2 separate regions of the Homo sapiens genome follow, and region 2 is linked to region 1. Evidence: chromatin loops called from intact Hi-C (ENCODE). Cell type or tissue: mammary epithelial cell. All regions are shown on one strand. Links, peaks and the distances in the headings refer to the core of each region. The heading gives the core; the rest is flanking DNA. Region 1 has its middle 160 kb from the start of STT3B. Region 2 has its middle 48 kb from the start of MIR466.

Region 1 (11,914 bases), core at 2,518-10,517:
GCTATGTGATATTTTAACTTGCCCTATTCCCATTCCCCTCTCCTAGCTACCCAGAAGGCTTGAAAATAAACAGTTTGTAATCACAGCAAAAACTAGAAGCCTAGCAGCCACTGGAGGAAGCAGACAGGCACTCTCCAAAATCACCAATTCAGAGAATTGTCATTATTTGACCTCTCTGGCAGTTTCTTGGAAACTCTCACTAGCAGGTCTTTATATGACCTGACTGGAGCTCACTTAGTGTGAACAACCTTTTCCTTGAGGACATTTAGCAAAAACAATCAGCAGCAATTGTTTCCTATCACAGCTGCCTGAGGTGGCAATAATAGGCAATCAACAAACTGACCAAGAAACTTAAAAGGAAAAGCAAAGTCCATAAGGAGCTTTGAAAAGCGCTGACAACATCCTGGAAATTTAGAAGCCCATTCATAAGTTCAGGGCTGTCCACATGCCCAGGACTGCACACACAGCCAGAAAAAAACCTTGAGAACACTCCAAACTCTCATCTCTGGCTTATCTTGAAGTTCTGCTGAAGTCTGAAGTAAAGGCTACTGCTTGAGCATTGAAAGCATGTCCTGATATGCACACAGAGTTCCTCTGCAAAGGCTGGGAAATTTATTGGTTCAAAGCATTGAAGGAAGTCTCTATGCAATCATTAGCTAATCTCTAAGCTCATTGAGCAAAGACTTCAGCAGCCACACACAATAAAGAATGTAGACTTTACCAAATTAGTTCAGGAAAGTCACTAAACAAACAAATCGCTTCCATATCTCAGTTTTATGCTCGTGGAAAACCTGTTTTTCTTCTGCTTTTGAAAGTTCCAGACCTTTAACATTTCCTTCAGTTCCATGTATTTTCTGCATTGTCTTAGTCCATTTTCTGTTGCTTGCAACATAATGCCTGAAACTAAGTAATTTATAAAGAAAAAATTCTTATGATTCTGGAAGCTGGAAAGTTCAACATCAAGGGGCTGAATCTGGTGAGGGCCTTCTTGCTGGTGGGGACTTACTGCAGTGTCCCAAGGCAGTGTAGGGTATCCCATGACAAGGTGGCTGAGTGTGCTAACTGAGGTCTCCCTTCCTCTTCTTATAAAGCCACCAGTTCCACTCCCATGACAGCCCATTCATCTATTAACCAATTAATTCATTAGTCCATGAATGGATTAATCCATTCATGAAGGCAGAACCCTCATGACCCAATTACTTCTTAAAGGCCCTGCCTTTACTGCTACATTGGGGATTAAGATTCAATATGAGTTACGGAGGGGATAAACATTCCAACCGTAGCAGGGGTGATAGGCCTCCACTATTCTGTGTCCTTCTTTTCCCATCTGAATCTTAGCTGAGATTTCAGCAGTCTGGCCTGTTTCTTAATTGACCTTATCATTCCCTATTGAGAATAGTATGAACACTGCTTGCTGGAATGGTGCTTTCCTTCTGTTTGCTTTCACATTGCTTTTCTGGCCCAGACATTTGTCTTTCTAACTTATTCCTCTAGATTTTTTTTCTTTTGGGTTTCTCCAGAGTGTCTGATGCCAAGTCAAGGAATGAACAGTTTTCAAAGCATGCCATTTTCAAACAAAGCTTGTTTATCTTCACCTGCTTGAGTTGTATAATACCACTCAGGAGGCATCATCTCATCAGATCAATATCCAACTCAGGACTGACCTCAATTTATTTTTATCTTGCCTGGCTCTCTAGTAGTACATCTTATTTGCCCTGTGAGTTCCCCTGGGGGGGATCATAATTCCATAAATTTTCCTGGCAGGTTTCGTCAGGCACAGGCAATTCCTGCTTCCCCATCTATGATAACTGTACAATTTTCCAATTTGCGACTCAGTGCCTTCAGTATTTTATCCTGGCTTCTCAGGCTTCCTCATTCACATTTGTCCAAATATTGTGCGTAGCTGTCTCAGTCCTCAAGGGGTGCTTACCCATGTGTTCTTATTAGGGAATATCTATCTGCAGTTTTATAGAGATATTCCTCAATAGTTTCCTAATTTCAGGAACCCTCTAGAGAATCACACTCATCTCCTCCCTGAGATCAATTATCTTTTCTGATCTTAGAGCAGTTGTATAGCAATCCCTTCATCAGACAGGAGCAGCTAGATAGATGTGCTTCTCCTGTCCAGTTTCAGATATGTCGAATTTGGCCTCCAAGAACTTCTTCTCTTTCATATTTGTCTAGACTATATGCTAAGACTTTAATCATTTTCCTAAAGAAACGTCTCCCTTCTCCCCGTTAATCAGATGTCTTCCTTTATTTTTATTTCATTCTTCCACTTGCTCCTATTTTAATAGTAAGATCAACACATAATTTAAATAAATTCAGTTCCTCCTAATTCCCTGAGCAAACCTGATTATTAAACACAAAGTGTTATGAAGACAGACCTTTATATTGTCTTCTTTTATTCTGATGGGCAGTAATTATTTATTTTCTTCATCCCAAGAAAATGTCCCACCCCTATTTAACAAAAGCTCCCAATTCAAGTTTATGATGTTTGGTAAAACCCATGACCCTTCTCTGTGGGACTGTAAGGCTTAGGTCTCTAAAATCTGTATTGAGATCTAACCTCATGTAATTAACAAAAAGCCTCTCAAAAGACAGCACCATATAAATTCCTGTCTCTGACCATACCCCTGAGAGTAGAGAGGAAACAGAAAAAGATAGCTCAAGCCAACTCAGAACCTCACTGCATATCTTCAACTACATGTCAGACTTTCAGGGAAAAAAAGAGCTTAGTGCCAGTTCTGTCAGTACTATAGAACCTTGGAATTGGGTCTGGGCCAGGTCACTGCCCTAGAGCCACCATGCCTTGGCAGTATCACGTACACTTACCTCTGATCTGCTCTTGATGAAGCACTGGTCAAAACCAGCACTGTTGGGCCAGGTTTCGCTTCTGGAAACTTGGCTCTAGCAAGTCTCCTCTCTGTAGTCCCATTTGCAGCAGTGTCATCCACCTATCCCTGCACGGACTCCAGGCCAAGCTCTTTGCCACCCCGATTCCGCTACTTTGGGTTCCATTTCTGTCATGAGACGGTGTGGTACAGTGATAGTGGTATCACTACTAACATCAAACTGTTATTATATATATGTTATTACTACATGTTTTTTATAAAATAGTTATACATTTTTTAAAATCAGTTCTTTTTAAAATCAGTTCTTTTACAATAAAATTTACTTATTATATAACATTGTGGGGTTTTATTTACAATAAAATGAAAGCTCCATAAGGATAGAAAGTATGTCTTTCTGTACCACTGTATCCCCTGCATCTAGAACAGTGCCTGGCCCATCATAGATGCTCATTAAATATTTGTTGAATTAATAAGTGGTTAAGAGCAGAGATTGGTGTCAGAATATTTGCACTCAAATCTGGGTGCCACCACTTTCTAGTTGTGTGACCTTAGATGACTTAGTTAACCTTTATGAGCTTCAGTTTGCTCTTCCGTAAAATGGGGATGATAGTAATAAGCACAAGCTGTGATGTGAGAGTTAAGAGAGTTCACCCATATGAAGAGCTTGGCACGTAGTGAGGGCTGAGTTAGTTTTAACCATTATTCTTCTGACTGCATACTAGATAGCTCCTCTTATATGCCCCACAGGGGCACTTCAGAATCCAATTATATTCACTAGCTAACCATTCATCCATTCTTTGAAGCTACAAAGTAAGAATTATCTTCAATTACCGGCTATTCTTCATCCACAATCACATTAGACACACAGACATATTGTGCCAATATGTCTCCATCAACTGCTTTCTCTCAGCCCAACTGGCCAAGTCCACCCTCTGTGTTCTCACTTATATGGGAAAGTCATGCCTTTCTCAGAGTCTTTGTCACATTGAATGGATTCTGACTTATTGGTATACTTTCCTCCCTAGAGGGCAAGCTCCCCAATGCCTCCTAGCTTGTCTTGTTCTGCCTAAAGGAAACTATCACACCCTTAGTAGTCAATAAGTAACTCCTCAGAAAATAATGCTAAAAAATAAAGGTTCTGTAGCAGATACTGCAGAAGAACTAGACAGATTTTCATTTCCAATCTCACTATCCCATGCCTATCTCCATTCTGTTGAAGCTATAAAAACCAAAAGCTGGTTTTCTCAGCCTCTCCTGCAGCCAGGAGTAGCCATATACCATAGTTATGTTGCATGAAGCAGAAGTGGAAGCCTGTTGGTGCCAACACTTCCCTTTCTTACTTCTTTCTGCCTGCAACATGGAGGAGGCCTGGGGTAATGCAGCATTAGGTGAGCATGAATGGGATGACACCAACATTCTAAGGATGCCAGAGAAATCTCGAGGAGCCTGTGTCCCTCATAGCATTTGTTCAATCTGGAACTGCATGGGGAAAATAAATCATTATTTGTTTAAGCCAGTATTAATTAGGTTGCCTATTATTGCAGCCAAACACATTCCTAACTCCAACAGGAACACTTGTAGAATGAAGCTCCAATCAACAACATGGCACAGAAAATTTCCTGCATACTGGAAAAAAAAAAATGAGTCTTGTTTGAGCTATAAATAATCATTGTACTCTTACCTATTGCGATAGACCCTGTATGAGATCCACTGGACACTCTTTAACAGCTGGTGTGCCCCTCTCCCAGGTGCTGCAAATGGTGCCATTAGCGGCTTACCTGAGTAAACTTTGCCAGAGAATTGTACTTGACTAAAGAGAATAGCTGGCCATGAGATGCCTAGAAGTTTACGTGACCAAGGGAGGAGGCAGATAGTGGCAAATAACTAATAAGTGATATAAGAATAAATAAATTAAAAAGCCCAGCAGGGCACAATGGCTCATGCTTGGAATCCTAGCACTTTGGGAGGCTGAGGTGGGAGGATTATTTGAGTTTAGAAGTTCAAGACCAGCTTAAGCAACATAGCAAGATCTTGTTTCTACTAAAAATCAAAAAAAAATTAGCCAGGCATGGTGGTAGGCATCTGTAGTACCAACTACTCAAGAGGCTAAGCTGGGAGGCTAGCTTGAGGTGAGCAGATCAAGGCTGCAGTGAGCTATGATTACACCACTGCACTCCAACCTGGGCAACAAGCAAGACTGTCTCAAAAAAAAAAAATTAAGAGTCCAACCGCTTCTCCATGGCACCATGCATGCTCCAGAGCCCGCATGGATAAAAGCCAACCTGGACTACTGTAGCCTTGCTTGATTCTTTGCCTTCCAGTCCTGCTTTCCTCACTCCCAAACAGGTAGTTCCTGAAGAGTATTCCCTCAAAGAGGGAAGGAGAAAAGAAGAGAAATTTGAGAAAGCAGTTTATAGACATCACCATGGCTGTTCACTCAGGAAGATAAATTAGGGGAAGGAGATATTCAAATGCAGGAACCTGAAAGGAAATATCCATGCTGTAGAAAATCACATGTACCCAAATCTCTGCCTCAGGTTCTGCTTCTAGAGACCCCAAACAAGATACTTACCTACAAATTGCCCATTTTAAGAATATTTTCTTCTGAAGGGAAGAATAGGGATACCAATGCCAACACCGCAATCTGGAATCTCAAGCTGTTCACTGCGTTAAGATTGCTCTCAGTCCCACTGGAGATGCCTTTGTCTTCCTGCATGTTGTTGCTGTATATCAGTTGGATGTTTCTAAGAGGCCACATGGTCTAGAAGCATTAGTAGAAAACTTGGAGGCTGACATTGATGGATTTCCAACACCATCGAAGTTTATCAGGGATCTCAGAACAGAGCTAAGGGATTTTGAGAGTAGGTTTCATTCTGTGAGCAAACATGATAGGAAAAGAGATATTTGCCTGATGTATGGGAAAAGGTATCTCTTTTGGTCCCCAGATTTCACCTGTGTGAAGTACCAAAAGATATGGAAAATTTCAGAGGACTCCAGGAAGTGTAAATGTGGAGAAAATTCAGTGTAAGTCTTTAGATATTAAAGTATTAAAAGAGGTCCACATTCTATTATGAATAAATGGCCCATCAAGAGCAAGCAATTGTAAGAAAAATAAAGCCTTGGTAAATGGTGTGTAACAAATAGTCCACTTCTTCAATTGCACATGACAAGGGCCATTTTATAAAAATCAAACATAGATGTGGGTAGTATAAATATTAATTTTCAAAATGTCAGAAAATGACTAACAGAAAACAGAAAAATAGGGAAGTAAGGTTGTAGAGGAAAGAATGTGAATGAAGGAAATTTTTTTAACTTTTATTTTAAGTTCAGGGGTACATGTGCAGGTTTGTTATATAGGTAAACTTGTGTAAAAATAAACAAGATAGAAAACAATACCTATATTTTAGCTAATCAGAATAGGAATTACAGAAAGCAGGTTGTAGATGTCACCATGACCATCCATTCAGGACGATAAATTAGGGGAAGGAGATATTCAAGTGCAGGAACCTGAAAGGAAATGTTCCTGTCCTAGAAAGCAGAGACTCATCACAAAGTGAAGCAGGGGAGAAGCTCGTAGACATGATTCTTTTCAGTGTCCTGAAAGTAGTAAGAAGAGAAATACACCTCGTCTTTGAAGTCAACAAAGCTGAACTCTGTGTACTGCAATTTTTCTGTGTACCTGCAATTTGTGAAACCAAAATAATTATATTTTCAAAATAATTTTAACTCTGACATTTCTCATCCTGTAGCTAATCAGTATAATATTGTGGTTAAAAACACAAATCCTGGATTAGACTGCCTGAGACAAATTCAAGTTCTGCTACTAATTTGTTGTTTGAAGTAAAGTCATTTAAACTCTTCTAATTCAGTTTCATCATCTATAAATGAGAATATTATTAATACCCGTCTCATGAGGCATATTGGCAGGTTGAAATGAATTAATACACATCAAGTATTTAGAACGGTATCTGCCTCATGGGAAGTGCTCAGTTACATATTAGGCATTAGTATCACATGTGACATAACTCCACCAGGTAGTAGAGTACACAACAGGATCAAAGAACTAAGCTTTGGTTCTAGGGCTGGCAGTTAAGAAACGCAAGACCTTGTTCTCTCAAGTGGTGGCAGGGAAGGTAAACAGGTTTCTGTGAGCAGCCTTTGAAGTTTGCCATGGATTGACTCATGAGGTATTAATTTTTTTGAGCCGTGACTCATGGTTAGCTCAGTTGGTTCACTGTACTTATATAGCCTGGGCTCTGGTCTGATCTTCTTATGAGTTTTCTCCCCCACCACTTCTCTGGGGTCACAGACTGTATCCAATTCCTGATAAGCTACTGTGCACATAGCTATACTTAGTCTAAGGAAATTGAGTCAATAACCATCACTACTTGAAGAAAAATTCAGAAAGCCATCAGTCTCCAGTTATTTACCCGGCAAATGAAACTCACATTTACTTAGGCCCCTGTTAAGTAACAGGCACATAGCAAGAATCAGACATGGCATTTCATGAATACAAGCATATTTAATCATCATATCAACCCTATCATGCCATGAGCCCCATTTTACATTTTAATGTCCTTCCTAACTGTAAACATAAACACATGGTCACATTAGTAAAACTGACACAGTGACACTTCTGCTTCATTCTTTTAGTTAAAACCCAGATTCAAAGGAAGAAGACTACACAAGCACATGAATACTTACTCCACTTATTTAGGGGGTGAGATACATTGGAGTAACAGACCCTGTCTCTGCGGGGCTTAGTTCAAATTCCCCAGACAATCAAGTTCATCCCAGTCCATCCAACCAGTTGTAGCCAGAGAGGAAGAGTCATATAAGACGAACATGGCCTCAAAAGCCATTCTTTCATTTAGAGCTATGTGGTGGAGAGAACAATTCTTAGAAACAAAGAACGTTAAGTCCTGCAGTTTTGTTCTTAAGATTGCCTTCGATATGGTATTAGTTTTCTACTGATCCTGTAACCATGTACCACAAACTTAACAGCTTAAAACAACACAAATTTATTGTCTCACAGTTCTGTTAATCAGAGGTCTAGATGGGCTCAACTAGTTCCTCTGCTTTGGGTCTCACGAGGCCAAAACTATAATATCAGACAGTCTGGGTATTTATTTGTAGTCCCTTAGGGATAATCTCCTTTCAAGTTCATTCAGGTTTTTGAATGAATTCAGTTCTTTGCAGCTGTAAGACTGAGTTCTCCACTTACTTACTGGCTGTTATCTGGGAGCCTCTAACAGCTATAAGCCCACCTGCAGTCCTTGTCATGCTGCCCTCTCTATCTTCAAACCACCAGCAATGGTTTGAAGATGAGTCCTTCACATACTTCAAACTTCTCTGGCTTCCTTGCTGCATCTCTTCTGTATTCAGTCTAAGAAAGTGCTCTGCTTTTTAGGGCTCACATGATTAGATTGGGACTATTCAGGTAATTCAGGATAATCTTCATATTTTAAACTCCATAACCTTAATTACACCTGCAAAGTCCTTTTGCTATGGATCATAACTATTCACAGGTTCCATAAATTAAGATGTGACCATTTTGGAGGGATCATTTCTCCCTACTGCAGCTCTTCTAGGTCTCTTGCATTTCCATACACATTTTATAATCAGCTTATCAATTGCCACAAAAACATTTCTAAGGTAATTTTGATTGTAATTGCATTAAACCTACAGATTAATTTGGTAAGAATTGACACCTTAACAATATTGAGTCTTCCAATCCATGAATGTAGTATATCCTTCCACTTATTTAGGTCTTTTTAAATTTATCTCTGAAATGCTTGTAAAGATATTTAATACTTTTTGTTGCCCTTATAAATGTAATCTTTTTCATTTCTTTCTTTTTTTTTTTTTTTTTTTTTTTTTTTTTTTTTTTTTGACAGAGTCTCACTCTTGTTTCCCAGGCTGGAGTGCAATGGCTCCATCTCGGCTTATGGCAACCTCTGCCTCCCAGGTTCAAGCGATTCTCCTGCCTCAGCCTCCCAGTTAGCTGGGATTACAGGCATGTGAAATGGCGCCTTTTTATTTTTTTAAAATTTTGTTGGTAACACACTTTTTATTAGGCATGATGTATCATCAAAATTTAGCACAGTACTTGGCAAATCCTAGGTACTCAACAAATGTTTGTTGAATGAATGAATTGCACTTTATCTAAACTCCTTTTATGAACTTTGACATTTAATACTTTTTCTTACAGCTATTTGTGTACAAGTCTTGGTTTCTTTTGAGATGGTGAGCATTGTAGGGTAGGGATATTTTGGAGTCAGCTGTCTACATCAAGTTTCTAGCATCAGGTTTGATATGTTATAGAACCCATTAAAGCGTCCAAATATGCTATAACTAGTGGCATGAAATATCTGGACTGGTGAAGTATATTCTCAAACTCCTTGCTAACTTATATTCATAGAAACTTACGTTGCATGAGGTATTATCGATGAATTATTTCATAAAACATATGTATTCCACATATTCTCTAGTGTCTGGGGTCTGGACTCCAGACCCTCTAAATTATATCATTGGGTTAAGTCAGAAAGTTGTATACCTAGTCATTAAGCTTTGTAATCCTGGGAGAATTCATTTTTCTGAATTATATTTGGCATTACGTCACTGGGCTGTATTGAAGCACATCCCAGAAAACAGTGTTGTGAAATTCAGTTTGTGCTGACTGTTGAGATAATGTTGAGAACATACTGCTCTACATCATAAGTTATCTTTTTTTTTTTTTCTTATTTTTTGAGATGGGGTCTCACTCTGTTGCCCAGGCCAGAGTGCAGTGGCACAACCTAGGCTCACTGCAACCTTCGCCCCCTGGGTTCAAGCAATTCTCATATCTCAGCCTCCCGAGTAGCTGGGATTACAGGCACATGCAACTATGCCTGGCTAATTTTTTATTTTTTATTTTTATTAGAGATAGGGTTTCACCATGTTGGCCAGGTTGGTCTCAAACTCCTGACTTCAGGTGATCCGCCTGCCTCGGCCTCCCAAAGTGCTGGGATTACAGGCATGAGCCATTGTGCCTGGCCAAGGTATCTTCTTAATGAAAACCCACAGGGAAAATTCTCTCCATCCCCAGAACTGTGAATAACTGTTCATTTCCTTAGCAACTGTAACTTATGTATCTGGTCAAATTTCCCACTTTGTGTTGCTACTAGAAAGATCACTCTTAATTATTGCCAACTTTTAGCAAATGACACAGGATATGATAAGCATTTGGAATTTAAGTATTAAGCTTAGAAGGCAAAGCAGAAAGTCAAAGAGAGATCCATGAGGGTGGAAACTCCAAAGAGCAGGTGCCATGTTTGTTTCCTTCATGCCTGTATGTGCAGCACCTATATATTAAATGAGTGGGTGCTAAACAACACAACGCATATTCTGAAAGTAGTGTACAATACAGGATACAACCATAAAGAGAGAAGGGAAAGAGGGGAAGGAAGAAAGACTACAGTGCTTGTAACGCCAAGCAATTAATTAATATGACACATTTAATGTGACTTTTTCCCTGAGAGAGAGTGTGTGTGTGTGTGTGTGTGTGTGTGTGTCAGGGTCTCGCTCTGTCACCTAGGCTGGAGTTCAGTGGCATGATCTCAGCTCCCTGCAGCCTCCACCTCCCAGGCTCAAGTGATCCTCCCACCTCAGCCTCCCAAGTAGCTGGGACTACAAGCACATGCCACCACACTGGCTAATATTTTATATATTTTGGTAGAGACAGGTTTTGCCATGCTGCCGAGGCTGGTCATGAACTTCTGAGCAATTTGCCCACCTGGGCCTCCCCATGTGTTGGGATTACAGGCATGAGCCCCCACGTCCAGCCTAAATTTTTAACTTAATGTTTTTATTTTTTAAGAAAAGGGACATCTATTAGCAAAAGAAAGCAGTTCTTTGTGTACCGACATGGGAAGACACTCACAACAAAGTGAATACAAATATGTACTGTATAATCGCATTTTGGTTTTTGCAAGACAAAATCCATATGAATTTTTGTAGGTTTTTTCTAAATATATAATCATATAGCCAGCGGTACAAAGAGAAGACTAGCAGTTCTGACCCCTGTTCTACTTTCTATACTGTATTGTTGTGACCTTGACTTGGGATATCTTATTATAAGGGTGACAATGGTACAGTGAGATTTGGTATGAAATTAATTTCTTTGTGTTGCCAGTGGCAGTTTATATTGGTAAACGTGGGTTGTCAGTTTAGCACTTCTTATCTGAAGCCATCACGATGTTCATAAATTTTGATCAATTTTTTTCACATCTGGGCATTTATCATAAGAAAATTACCCCAATGAATAATAAAGGTCTGTATACAAAGGTATTTATTGCTACCATAATGAATATATTTACCAATCCAAACCAAGTGGGGGTAAAATATTGAGATATCTTTTTTTTTCTTAACATTTCTGTCTCTCAGCTGGATGATATTTGAAGCAGATCTTGTAGCTTTTTCAGTCAATTTAAAGTATTAAACATAAATAACACTCTCATTCTGGGGTATTCAAATGTTTAATGAAATCTAAGTCAAAATTTCAACCTAATTTCATTTAAAATGCTTGGTTTGATCTGAGCTTAGAAACCTGATTGGGAGGCAGTAGAAGAAGGGAGCAGAAAGACAGCTTTTCCTATTTTTGTTTTACTTCCTTTCTCACTTCTCTGCTGAGAATGGGGGCCAGCAGAAGAGAAGAGAGATAGATTAAAAAGTCATTTCACTGATATTAATCTGGGGTCAGAGCTCCCTGTAAGGGTCAGATACCTAAATGCTAGCCCTTTCTCTTTAGTCCATTTTTTGGGGAACTCCCCACTTAGGGGCCTCCCTCTACATTGTTCCAGTGAAAGATAGGCTCTTGGCTTGTGATTTACCTCACTGGCACAGGCAGAACTTTGGGGCAGAGTGCTTTAAATTCAACATAGCCCCAACTATCTTCCAAGGACCACACTTGTCCCATTACAGCTAAAAGTACTTCTTATTCCTGCTGCTGCTGCACTCCCAACTCTCTGACCTGGGGAAGGTATAACCAGCCCCTCACATTTAATATTTCTAGATGTGTA
Region 2 (11,914 bases), core at 1,601-9,600, 170 kb before region 1:
CTTCTTTCAATGATAGTTCATATTCTGATTTGGGTTCAGTTTGAAATCTGAGCTTGAGATGTAGTTTGGGGAGTAAATCGGGGTAGTCATTCAGATATTGGTGTTGGAAAAGACAGACCAGGGAATGTGGTAGGTGTGACTACCCAACTGAGTTTGTCAAAAAAAAAATGGATTTTCATAGTTAGTTATTCAGAAGTATTCATTTAGCAATAGCCAAGTAAACCAGAAATGAGCAATTTAAAGCCTAATCTTAAGCCCTCTGCTCACATTTGATGTTATGGGATTTTTGTTGGGATAAACTAAATCATGTTTCCAAGAATCAAACATATTGGTAAGTGGGAAATTTCCAGAAGGCAATATCAATAAAGCTGTGTCTGCCACTCCAATTTGACACTGTGAGATAGAGACAAATCTGGCAAGGGGTAGCGGCTGCACTGGGTTCTGTGTAGAACTGATAGTGGTCCAAAATGATGAAATCATAGCGTCTGCTCTGACTGGGTATAAATTGTTTAGAGCAATTTCTATGGCTACTGGGCCAAAGTCAGCACAATCAACTGCAGATTGGAGAGTCAGAACTGTTGACATAGAGTTCAACATTAAGCAAACAAGGCATGTTGCTATAAGTCAAACCGCTATCATATTAGCTTTACAAGGAAATAATTTTCAAAGATGCCAAAGAGTCAGTATATCCCATACACCACTTTACTATGGCAGAATATACTAAGGACACAAGGGGTTATAATACTGTAACCAAGAACTGCTGAATATATAGGACTCTGCAAGGAGGAGTCATAATGTTTTATTGGCCCCTGATTTAGAGATTATGAAAGTTATGCTCATTCCTCCACATATCAAGAGAGAAGCTCAAGGGGTAAAACTCCACCATTGTGAGGTCTCATTTTAGTTCTGACATCCTAGAACAAGAATAACGGGGGTGAATGAGGTTATCTAATGATGGTTTTCTCACTCTTAAATTTTAGTCATTGAAATAGTAATAATGATAAAACAGTAACAAGAGTTAACGATTAACAAGTGCTTCTCTATACCAAGGACTGTACTTTATTTAATATTTAACCCAGCCAGGCAGGGTGGCTCATGCTTGTAATCCCAGCACTTTGGGAGGCTGAGGCGGACAGATCACTTGAGGACAGGAGTTCAAGACCAACCTAGCCAACATGGTGAAACCCCCTCTCTACTAAAATACAAAACAATTAGCCAGGCATGGTGGTGGGTGCCTGTCATCCCAGCTACTCAGGAGGCTGAGGCAGGAGAATCACTCGGACCCAGGAGGCGCAGGTTGCAGTGAGCCAGGATCATGCTATTGCAATCTAGCCTGGGCAACAAGAGCGAAACTCTGTCTCAAAAAGAAAAACTTAATCCAACCCCATAAGATAGGGTGGATCATTTAGGAAGTAACTCATGGCTTGGCATAATCTTTCTGGAGATCTTTCCTATCTCTAGAACTTCCTGAAGATGCTGGTTAGAGGCAACATCCACGTTATTATGGAAGTGGCACCCAACGCTAACCTCAGATGCAATATACAGGGTGAGTCCATCTTTGGCTTCCTTTTTTCTTCATCATTTCTTCTTCTTTGGTCTCGGTTAGATAGCTATGTAGCCACATAAGGAATTAGATTAGCCTATGAGTGAATCCCATTAAATGTTGAATAGGAACACATCCAAACTCAGTCAAACTCAGTGCTCATACAGGATGTAAAGAAGAAAGGATACGACAAAAGAAACTGATTGTTACTTTGGATGCCTAGTTTAAAAAATAAAAATAAAATCTGGCCCACTACTTAGGAACTACTCAGATCTTGGAAGGACTCTGAAGAATTCTTGTTTTAGAGTTGTGCTATTCTCAAATAGCTATTTTTATGATTAACTTCTATTCTGAGTGATAAATGAAAAAAGAAATTCTTGAACTTTTCAGCAAAATAATTGCCAAGATTTGTTTTATCATAGTGACTCAGAGAATTACATTTATATTGTCCTGACCTCAGAAGTCTTCATTTTGTTTTGGAAAGTAAATAAACTAAAACAAGATAATTTTCTTTTTCACTAAAGAGATGTTCAGTGTTCTGTTCTGGGACAAGATTGATCCATTTTATATGGTAATTGAATTCTTCACCATTGTTCTTGCCTGCATATATCTGTCAACTTTGAGTTTGGGGTCTTAGACAATTAGCTAAAAGTTAAGAATTCAGCTGTTCATTCATTGGGGAGTTGCGTTGCCTTTTCTCCCTGTATTAGTCCTTTCTTACAATGCTATAAAGAACTGCCCGAGACTGGGTAATTTATAAAGGAAAGAGGTTTAATTGACTCACTGTTCTGCAGGGCTGGGGAGGCCTCAAGAAACTTATGATCATAGCAGAAGGGGAAGCAAGCACATCTTTCTTCACATGGCGGCAGGAAGGAGAAGTGCTGAGCAAAGAGAGAAAAGTGCCTTATAAAACCATCAGATCTCACTCACTATCATGAGAACCAGATGAGGGTAACCACCCCCATGATTTAATTACCTCCCACCGGGTCCCTCCCATGACACATGGGGATTATGGGAACTATAATTCAAGATGAGATTTGGGTGGGGACACAGCCAAACCATATCACTCCCCCTTTGTGATCTGGCTTTGTCACTTACTCATGTAAAACTGTTAGAATAATAGTGAAAAATAGTAGCAGTGAAAAACAATTGTAACAAAGTAAACCCAGCTAATGGAGAGACTTCTGTAGAAAGTGGACATCAGAAAAAGATCTCCTTCATTTGCGAAGCTTTTAGTGACCATCATGTGCCAGATACTATGATTTCCAGGCCTTAGGATGGAGGAAGTGAAGGACAGCTCATGGCAGCTTCACCTGGGGAGAGTGTGGGCCGTAGAGGCAGGTAGAACTGGCTTTGGTCTACCCTGGGGAATAGGTGACATTCGGCTTTACACCAGCTTCTGGTGAATCACAAAGATTACTCATTTGATTTTTTAAAAATTGTTTATTTTGAATAATTGTAGATACATAGGTATTTGTAAGAAATAATAAAGAGATATCCTGTGCACCCTTAACCCAGTTTTCCCCAGTGATAACTTCTTATATAACTATAGTACAATATTACAACCAGGACATTTACATTGATTTAATTCACCAGACTTACTTAGATTTCACCAGTTGTATATGTACTCATTGTGTGTGTATGTGTGTGTATTTAGTTCTATGCAATGCTATCACATCTGTAGATTTGTGTGCCCACCACAGTCAAGATACAAAGCAGTTCTATGGCAACCATGAATCTGGTTCTCCAGCTGTATAATTGTTGTCATTATAAGAAGGTTATATAAAGGAAATCACATAGTATAACCTTTGAGATTAGCTTTTTCAACTCCACATAATTCATTTGCGATCTATGCAAGTTGTTGCATGTATCAGCACTTTGGTCCTTTTTATTGCTTAGCAATATTCCATGGTATAGATGTGCTATAATTTGTTCAACCAATTACCCACTGACACATGTTTGGATTGTTTCCAGCCTTGAGCTGTATCAAATAAAGCTGCTATGAACATTAATGTAGATTTGTGTATGATTATAACTTTGCATTTGTCTGGGATAAATGTCCAAAAGTGTAATTTCTGGGTTGTATGTTAGGTCTATATTAGTTTTATAAGAAGATGCCAAATAATTTTCTAGAGTGACTATACCATTTTACATTATCACAGCAATACATGAGTTTCTCTACGCCTTTCCCTAATAAATGTGTAGCTATATCTTATTGTGAATTTAATTTGCATTGCATTTCCTGGATGTGTAACAATGCTGAACGTCTTTTTCACATGCTTATTTCCCATCTGTATATTCTTGTTAGTGAAATATATGTTCATGCATTTTTCCCATTATCAAATTGGATTCTTTGTTCAATTTTTATTGTTGAGTTTTAAGAGCTCTTTATATGTTCTAGGTATGTCTTTTGTCAACTATGTGGGTTGCAAATATTTTCTCCCAGTCTATAGCTTGTTTTTTCATCTCCCTAACAGAGTCTTTGCAGAGCAAAAGTTTTTAGTTTTGGTGAAGCTCTTTTTATCACTTTTTTCTTTAATGAATCATGTTTTTGCTAACTGGTCTAAGAATGCTTTGCTAGCCTTAGGTTTTCAAGAGTTTCTTCTTTTTTTTTTCTAGAAGTTTTATAGTTTTACATGTTACATGTAAACCTATGGTCCACTTTGAGTTAATTTTTGTATAAGGTATGAGGTTTAGATTGAGGTTCTTTTTTTCCTATTGTTAGCCCATGAATGTCCAATTGCTCCAACACCTCTTGTTGAAAACACCATTTTTCCCCCACTGAATTGTTATTGCACCTTTGTTGATGCTATGGTTTGGCTGTGTCCCCACCCAAATCTCATCTTGAATTGTAGTTCCCGTAATACCCACATGTCACTGGAGGGACCCGGTGGGAGGCAGTTGAATCATGGGGCAGGTTTTTCCCACACTGTTCTCGTGATAGTGAATAAGTCTCACAAGATCTGATGGTTTTATAAAGGGCAGTTCCCTTGCATATGCTCCCTTGCCTGCCACCATGTAAGACACGCCTTTGCTCCTCCTTTGCCTTCTGCCATGACTGTGAGGCCTCCCCAGCCATGTGGAACTGTGAGTTCATTAAACCTCTTTTTCTTTATAAATTACCCAGTCTTGGGTATGTCTGTATTAGCAGTGTGAGAATAGACTAATATAGTCAAAAAATCAGTCATCTATAAGGGTCTATATCTGTGTTCTCTATTCTGTTCCCTTGATCTACCTGTCTGTCCCTCCACAAACACTACATTTGTCTTGATTACTATAGCTACATAGTAAGCATTAATATGAGGTAATTTTCTCCCATTAGTTATTCTTTTAAAAAATATTTCAGCTTTCTAGGTGCTGTGCATTTCCATGTAAATTTTAAAATAAACTTGCCTATGTTTATTAAAAACTATGCTGAGCTAGATATCCACAAGCAAAAGAATGAAGTTCCAACCTTTCCTAACAGTATATACAAAAATTAATTCAAAATGAATCAAATACCTTAGGTAGGACCTAAATCTATAAAACCTTTAGAAGAAAGCATAGAGCAAAGTTTTATGACATTTGATTTAGCAATGACTTCTTGGATATGACATCCAAGAGACAGGCAACAAAAGAAAAAATAAACAAACTGGAGTCTATTAAACATATCTTTTTATTGTGCATTGAAAGACACTATCAACAAGGTAAAAAAAAAAAAAGGCAACTCACAGAATGAGAAAAAATACTTACAAATCATATATCCGATAAGGGATTAATATTCAAAACATATACAGAATTCCCCAAATCAGCCACAACCATAAAAAACCCTCAATTTTTAAAATAGGAAAAAGACATCAGTGGATATTTCTCCAAAGACTATTATACAAATAACCAATAAATATTTAAAAGATGCTCAACGTCACTAATCATTAGAGAAATGCAAATATAATAAAATCTCACCTCACATCCATTAGGATGGCTACTCTCAAAAAAACAGAAAATAATAAGTGTTGTCAGAGTGGAGAAATTGGAACCCTTATGCACTGGTGGTGGGACTATAAAATGATACAGTCCCTATGGAAAAGATTACAGCAGTTCCTCAAAAACAAAAACAAAAACAAAAAAAATAGTATTACCATATGGCCCAGCAATTCCACTTTTGGGTATGTACCCAAAAGAATTTAAAGCAGAGTCTCCAGTAGATATTTGAACATCCATGTCCATGCAGCTAAATGTGGAAGCAATCCAGTTTTCACCAACCAATGAATGAATAAGCAAAATGTGGTGTATACATGTAATGGAATATTATTCAACCATAAAAAGGATGAACCTACAACATGGATGAACCGTAAGGATATTATGCTAAGTGAAGCAAGCCAATCACAAAAAGACAGATACTATATGCTCCCATTTACATGAGGTACTTAGAGTTGTCAAACTCATAGAAACAGAAAGTAGAATGATGATTGCCAGGGACTGGGGAAGAGCAAGAATAGGAAGTTTTGTTTTTGTTTTTATACTTTAAGTTCTGTGTTACATGGGCAGAACATGCAGTTTTGTTGCATAGGTATACATGTGCCCTGGTGGTTTGCTGCACCCATCAACCGGTCACTTACACTAAGTGGTTCTCCTAATGTTATCCCTCCCCTAGCCCCCCATTCCCCAACAGGCCCCAGTGAGGAAGTTATTTTTAATAGGTATAGAGTTTCAGTTCTACAAAATGAAAGGAGCTATGGAGATGGATGGTGGTGAATGAAAGGAGCTATGGAGATGGATGGTGGTGATGGTTGCACATTATGAGTGTATTTAATACCATTTAAGTGTATATATAAAATATTAGGATGGTAAATTTTATGCTATGTGTATCTTACCATAATTTTAAAAATTGAAAAAGGAAAAATCATACTGGGATTTTGATAAGATTTGCATTAAACTTACAGATGGATTCAGGGAGAATTTACATATTTGCTGTGTCGTATTTGGCAGTACATAAAACACCACTTTGATTTTAATTTTCCCCTGCAGGTTGCTTTGCCTCAGCCCCTGGATTACAACGCCCCCTGGCTCATACCTGAGTTCACCACAGCCTTTGGACCCCAGAACTGCCCTTGCTGGTTCTGGTCTCTGGCTAAATCTTCTATGATTGCAGCTTTGGCTACTACCTATAGCCTTAGGGAAAAACCCAGAACTTGTGTTTGAATTCTACTACCACCAGATGTTAGCTGAGTCATCTCCAGCCTCAATTTCCCAATCTGTGGGATTTGTTGCACTGTATACCTTAAACGGGAGTTATTGCTATTATTGCAGTTAACATAAGCTTCTACCACTTACCTAACTCAGCGCGTGCAGTTAGATTTTAGCATCTAAAATGCCAATCTGCAATCATCTTTATTAGTCATATTTTGCCTGTTTTTATCCATCATTCCAATTTGTTGTAATCATTCCAGTCCCTGATATAATCCACATTTTAATCTCAGATATTGAAAAGTAATGGCAGACAAGACAGAGAGTCATGGACAGAATTTGACGTACCACTAGAGAAATCTGTTCTCATTTAGGTCCTTTGATTACAGTTAACAAAAACACATTCTAAGAAATCAAAAGAAAGCCAAGGAACCATGCCTGGGAACAACATAACCAGATAGAACCAAAATCAGGTACATCAGACAGTCTAGCCTAAGAGGCTGGCTCTGGAATAAATAAGCTCTAATCATCATCTCTTTGTCTGTGTCACTCTGTTCAAGATTTGCAGAGCCCAGAGAAAGGTCTTCTTTGCTGAGCTCAGGTCTCATGACTGACTCCTGGCTGTACCAGGGCAGTAAGAAGAAGGATCTGGCCAATGAGATGCCTTAGCAGCTGTAATAGAAGGATTCCACCTGCACTTCCTGCCCCAGATGAATTCAGGGCACTGTCACGAGAGGTCATGAGTACTCGGATGCCACAAAGTGCCAAAAATCCATTCTAACTTTTTCTCATTTGATAGTAATTCACTAATAAGCACTTTCTGGTGATGGCCGTTCAGCCAGAAACAGATCCACCCAATTGTCCAGAAACATAGATCCACTAGTTCCACCAAAGATGTGTTGACAAATTGATACAAAGTCTTGTTGAAATACAAGTATATGAAACCTATGGCATTCCTTGAATCTACTGGAACCTAACGTAACTTTCACATTGGCATTTAACCTGCCACACTAGTTACGTAGTGATCCCAAGTTCTTCACTTAACTTCAGTACTCAAGTCTTCTCATTGACAGCAGTGAGATAATGGTTCTAATCTCACATTTTGGTGGGGGCTTTTATAAAGTACTATATAGCTTATTTGCTATCTATGTGCGAGTTACTATATAATGCCTACTGCCTCCTTATAAGCATAGAGACTGAATGGAAGTCCCTCAATTCTGTTTAGGTTTTTTGAGGGCTAAGGAGTTAAAACTAAGGAGAATAAATCTGGAGGGAGAGTTGAGTTGCTCTGCAAAAGAGAAGAAATAGAAATGGAAGACCTTTAGCCATCTAGAGAAACCTGGAAGAGACAGGTGAGAAACAGGACTGTGGGAGAGGGCGAAACCCTCCGCAAAATGGCAGTTTCCTACTAGAATGGACAAATTACAGAACAAAGGCACACTCGAGGTAGCTGAACCCAAGTGGTATAGAAAGCCAACAGGACACACTGACTCATCTACTGGCATTCCCATTCTAGAAAGTAGCAGAAATCTTGGAGGTAAAGCTCTGTGGACCATGGAATTTGAGAGTTAAAGGCAAATTTACGTAGATCTCAAGGGGCAGGAAAAAACCCCACCTGAATTTTGGCCTATATACATTTGCATTCATATACAAGAAGCAATAGAATAGTGAACTTTTCAGTCCTTGGGTGATTTTTGCTGAAGCAGAAAAAGGGGAAAAAAAGTCTCTGTGTTCTGTTATTCCAACTTTGATCTTTTATTCATTCTCTGAGGGCATAAATGATTGTTTATCTATGTTTTCATTAGTAAAACCACTCTTGAGGATTTTTTGTTTGTAGTTGTTGTTGTTTCCTGCTGTGGATTTTAACACAGAGGCCTTTCGTTTTGAACCAAATGTATCAACAACGAGCATCCTACAATTGCCATTTGCTAGATCCCTTTGTTTGTGGGCTCTTTTGCCTTATGTTCATGTAGGGTACAAAATTAATTACAAGCATGAATAGCTTGTGTCTGCTGTGTTGGAGAACCTGAGGTGATAATGGCTGCCACCTACCATACCCCAGAATGTGCCTACCCACAGCCTCTGCAGAACATGTAGCCCCAGGAGGATATGTTTTATACCATGCAGCCTGGCCATTCTGGTCTCAGTCAGGGGTGCAAATCTAAAGCAAGAGCAGCCAAACCATAGCCTCTCCATGACCTCTGGAGTGGCCACAGGTAAAAAGACAAGTTATGGCCGGGTGCTGTGGCTCATGCCTGTAATCCCAGCACTTTGGGAGGCCTAGGCGGGCGGATCATGAGGTCAGGAGATGAGATCATCCTGGCCAACACGGTGAAACCCCGTCTCTACTGAAAATATAAAAATGACCTGGGTGTGGTGGCATGTGCCTGTAATCCCAACTACTTGGGAAGCTGAGGCACGAGAATCGCTTGAACCCAAGAGGCGGAGGTTGGAGTGAGCTAAGATCTTGCCACTGCAATCCAGCCTGGTGACAGAGCAAGACTTTGTCAAAAAAAAAAAAAAAAAGTTATGCCAGTCAGATTCTCTTCCTCAGATATTTGAAACAGGAAATGAGTAAGAGAAGACGATGACAGTGTACATCAAAGAAGGCCATGAAATACCTTTAGAAGCCATGAGGAATCACGAGCAAGCCAGAATTAGGAGAAAGCAAAGTCAATAGCAAGAGCAGAAGGAAGGTAACATAAGAAACTCGATAGCACTGTACTAACCTCAACCTGTTCCTGCCTCAGGTATGAGCACATCCAAGCCATTCCCTTTGCCTACCTTTTACATTATCTCTTTTTCCTCTTCCCATCTCCTCCCTTCTTTGCTTAAAGACAACAAGGCAGAAGAATTAGAGTGTTGCCATCAGAAGTCATGGAAATGCACCATTGCAATTCCCTTGTTTTTCCCTATTTAAGCTGAGCTTTATGAAGGATACATTAACCACATTATCAGATGGAGACATAATGACAAGCCTGCTCTTCATCTTTTCAAAATGCCCAGATGGAAATAATGTCTGAGAATGTAAAGTTTTCCCATCACAGCACTCTTCTCTCTTGTTGAATCTAATTGTAGCACTAGAAAAAGAGAGACTGACTCTTGCAAACCTCCCAGTGAAATGCCAACTGTAACACATCATTAGCTAAATAAGAAACAACAAGGTCAGCATGGTGTGCGAGAAATGGCAATGTTGTACTTGCTGTTGATTCAGAACTGGCGGGTTTGTGAGGAAGGGAAAAATAAATGTGTATAGAGGTAATGTTGGCCAGGTGCAGTGACTCACGCCTGTAAACCCAGCACTTTGGGAGGCCGAGGCAGGTGGATCACCTGAGGTCAGGAGTTCAAGACCAGCCTGGCCAACATGGCAAAACCCCATCTCTACCAAAAATACAAAAATAATAGACAGGCGTGGTGGCACACCTGTAATCCCAACTACTCAGGAGGCTGAGGCAGGAGAATAGCTTGAACCTGAGAGGCTGAGGTTGCAGTGAGCCGAGATCATGCCACTGCACTCCAGCATGGGTGACAAGAGCGAAACTCCATCTCAAAAAAAAAAAAAAAAAAAAAAAAGCAATGTCACTACAGGCCGCCACAATATATAGGTGTGCATGGGAAAATATAGTTGAGTGTATTTTCAGGATGTGGCAAGCGGATGTGGCTCAACCAGAGGAATTTATAGCAGCAAGTAACAGCCATACCACCATAAAACTGCACAGAAGCTACTTTTAGACTTTGAGGATCAAACAGCTAGATTCAAAACACAGATAATAGAATAACAACTGCTGCTTAACAGGGAGTAGGAGATAAAAATAATTTGCTACACTTTGCTAGATTCCACCCCATTCCTCTAACATAGCAATCCTGGGCAGTTAATTAGAGTATGTGTGGTCGCTGCAGATGAAGGGAAACTCTATCAGCGATGGAAGAAACAGTAGACAGGAAATCCTGAGCCAGCCATTAAAATAGGAGTAAGATTTCAGAAGCCAGAGATGAGATACAATAGGAGGTGAACTGAGTTAGAGGAAACAACTCCTAGTGAAAGAAGGTCTCTTTGCCCTAAATCAGTAAAAGGGATCTACATTAAAAATTCGTATTTAATCGTTAACGTTTATTTTAAAATAAACTAATGGTTGTTGTTTCTTATTTAATTAAGAAATTAAAAGAATTTCTTGAAATTAACCTATTTTCTAAGTTCGATGTCAGCCATAATTATTATAGACCAAGAGGCACACACAAACCCACTCCCTCCCCTAACCCATCTCTTAAACAAAAGATCACCCTCCAGTGACCCTTAAAAAGAGTTTGAGAACTATAAAGTCACAAGAATAAAACCTTAACACTGACAGGATATAAGCTGGCTACAGATGACATTTCCAACCCCCTCTCCTTGTCAGTACAAAAGATGCATTGGATGTGGGGGACAGATTTGTTGAGATACTCATGGACTTGCATGTGTGGCACTTTATGAAAAAATAAAAAGGAATCAGACTTCCCATTTAAATTCTCTCACCTCTACCCCTTCCTTACATTTTTTCCTTGCCCCCCAACTCTCACAGGAACAGAGTAACATGGGATAAAGAGGATGAGAGTACAGAAAGCAAATGATAAAAATATGTGCTCTTGAGTCATTGGAAGATTCTGATCCAAAGTAATGGGTGATTATTACTCCTTGAAGCCACAGTCAAAAGCAAATTTAAAATATTCCCTCCTTTTCTCCTGAAGTCTTTTTCTCCAATCTGGCAACTGGCAATGCACTAAAGGAATGTTTTCATCAATGTGTCCAAATATGTTATTCAAAGTAAGATTTTATATGAGATAGCCTCAGGGAACTTTCTGGAAGAAAAAGGCAGCCCCAAAATTGGATGCACAAATTGCTTTAAGGTTTTAAGATTTGGCGAAATATATTGTGCCTTCATTGTACCCCAAGCCAGAAATGGAAAAAAGAAAAAAGAATCAATACAAAGAATGACTTTCCAGGCAGTGCAAAGGGATTCAGTGTTTCCACAGGTTTGCAAGAATGCAACAAGCAAGAAAGGCAGTGTCCCCAAAACAAAGTGACCAGTCCTCTGAGCTTCTAGCTGGCAAGTTGCCCAGCAGAGATAATAGGATGTTATTGAATTTTCAGGCATCTCGGTCAGTGATGGAGGTGGAGGGGTGTTGCAAAAGGATAATGGAAGGAGCAGGGATTGGGAAAGCAAGGAT

Evidence for each region. Peaks named below come from ENCODE experiments on the same cell type or tissue, not always from the same donor. Only the 100,000 strongest peaks of a DNase experiment are listed, where the experiment ranks them.
Region 2: it touches region 1 in a loop (1.9-fold over the local background); 3 of 110 quality-filtered maps call a loop at or near these places.

Annotation. Positions count from the first base shown.
Region 1 is chr3:31,370,288-31,382,201 of GRCh38, forward strand. No RefSeq gene overlaps it. Among named protein-coding and RNA genes, the nearest start is that of STT3B, 160 kb to the right of the region's middle. RefSeq lists an enhancer at 6,542-7,741. In mammary epithelial cell, for the core only: no CTCF peak of the experiment used is centred there; a DNase peak (open chromatin) is centred at 7,004.
Region 2 is chr3:31,203,680-31,215,593 of GRCh38, forward strand. No RefSeq gene overlaps it. Among named protein-coding and RNA genes, the nearest start is that of MIR466, 48 kb to the left of the region's middle. RefSeq lists an enhancer at 8,469-9,668. In mammary epithelial cell, for the core only: a CTCF peak has its summit at 6,600; DNase peaks (open chromatin) are centred at 9,012 and 9,302.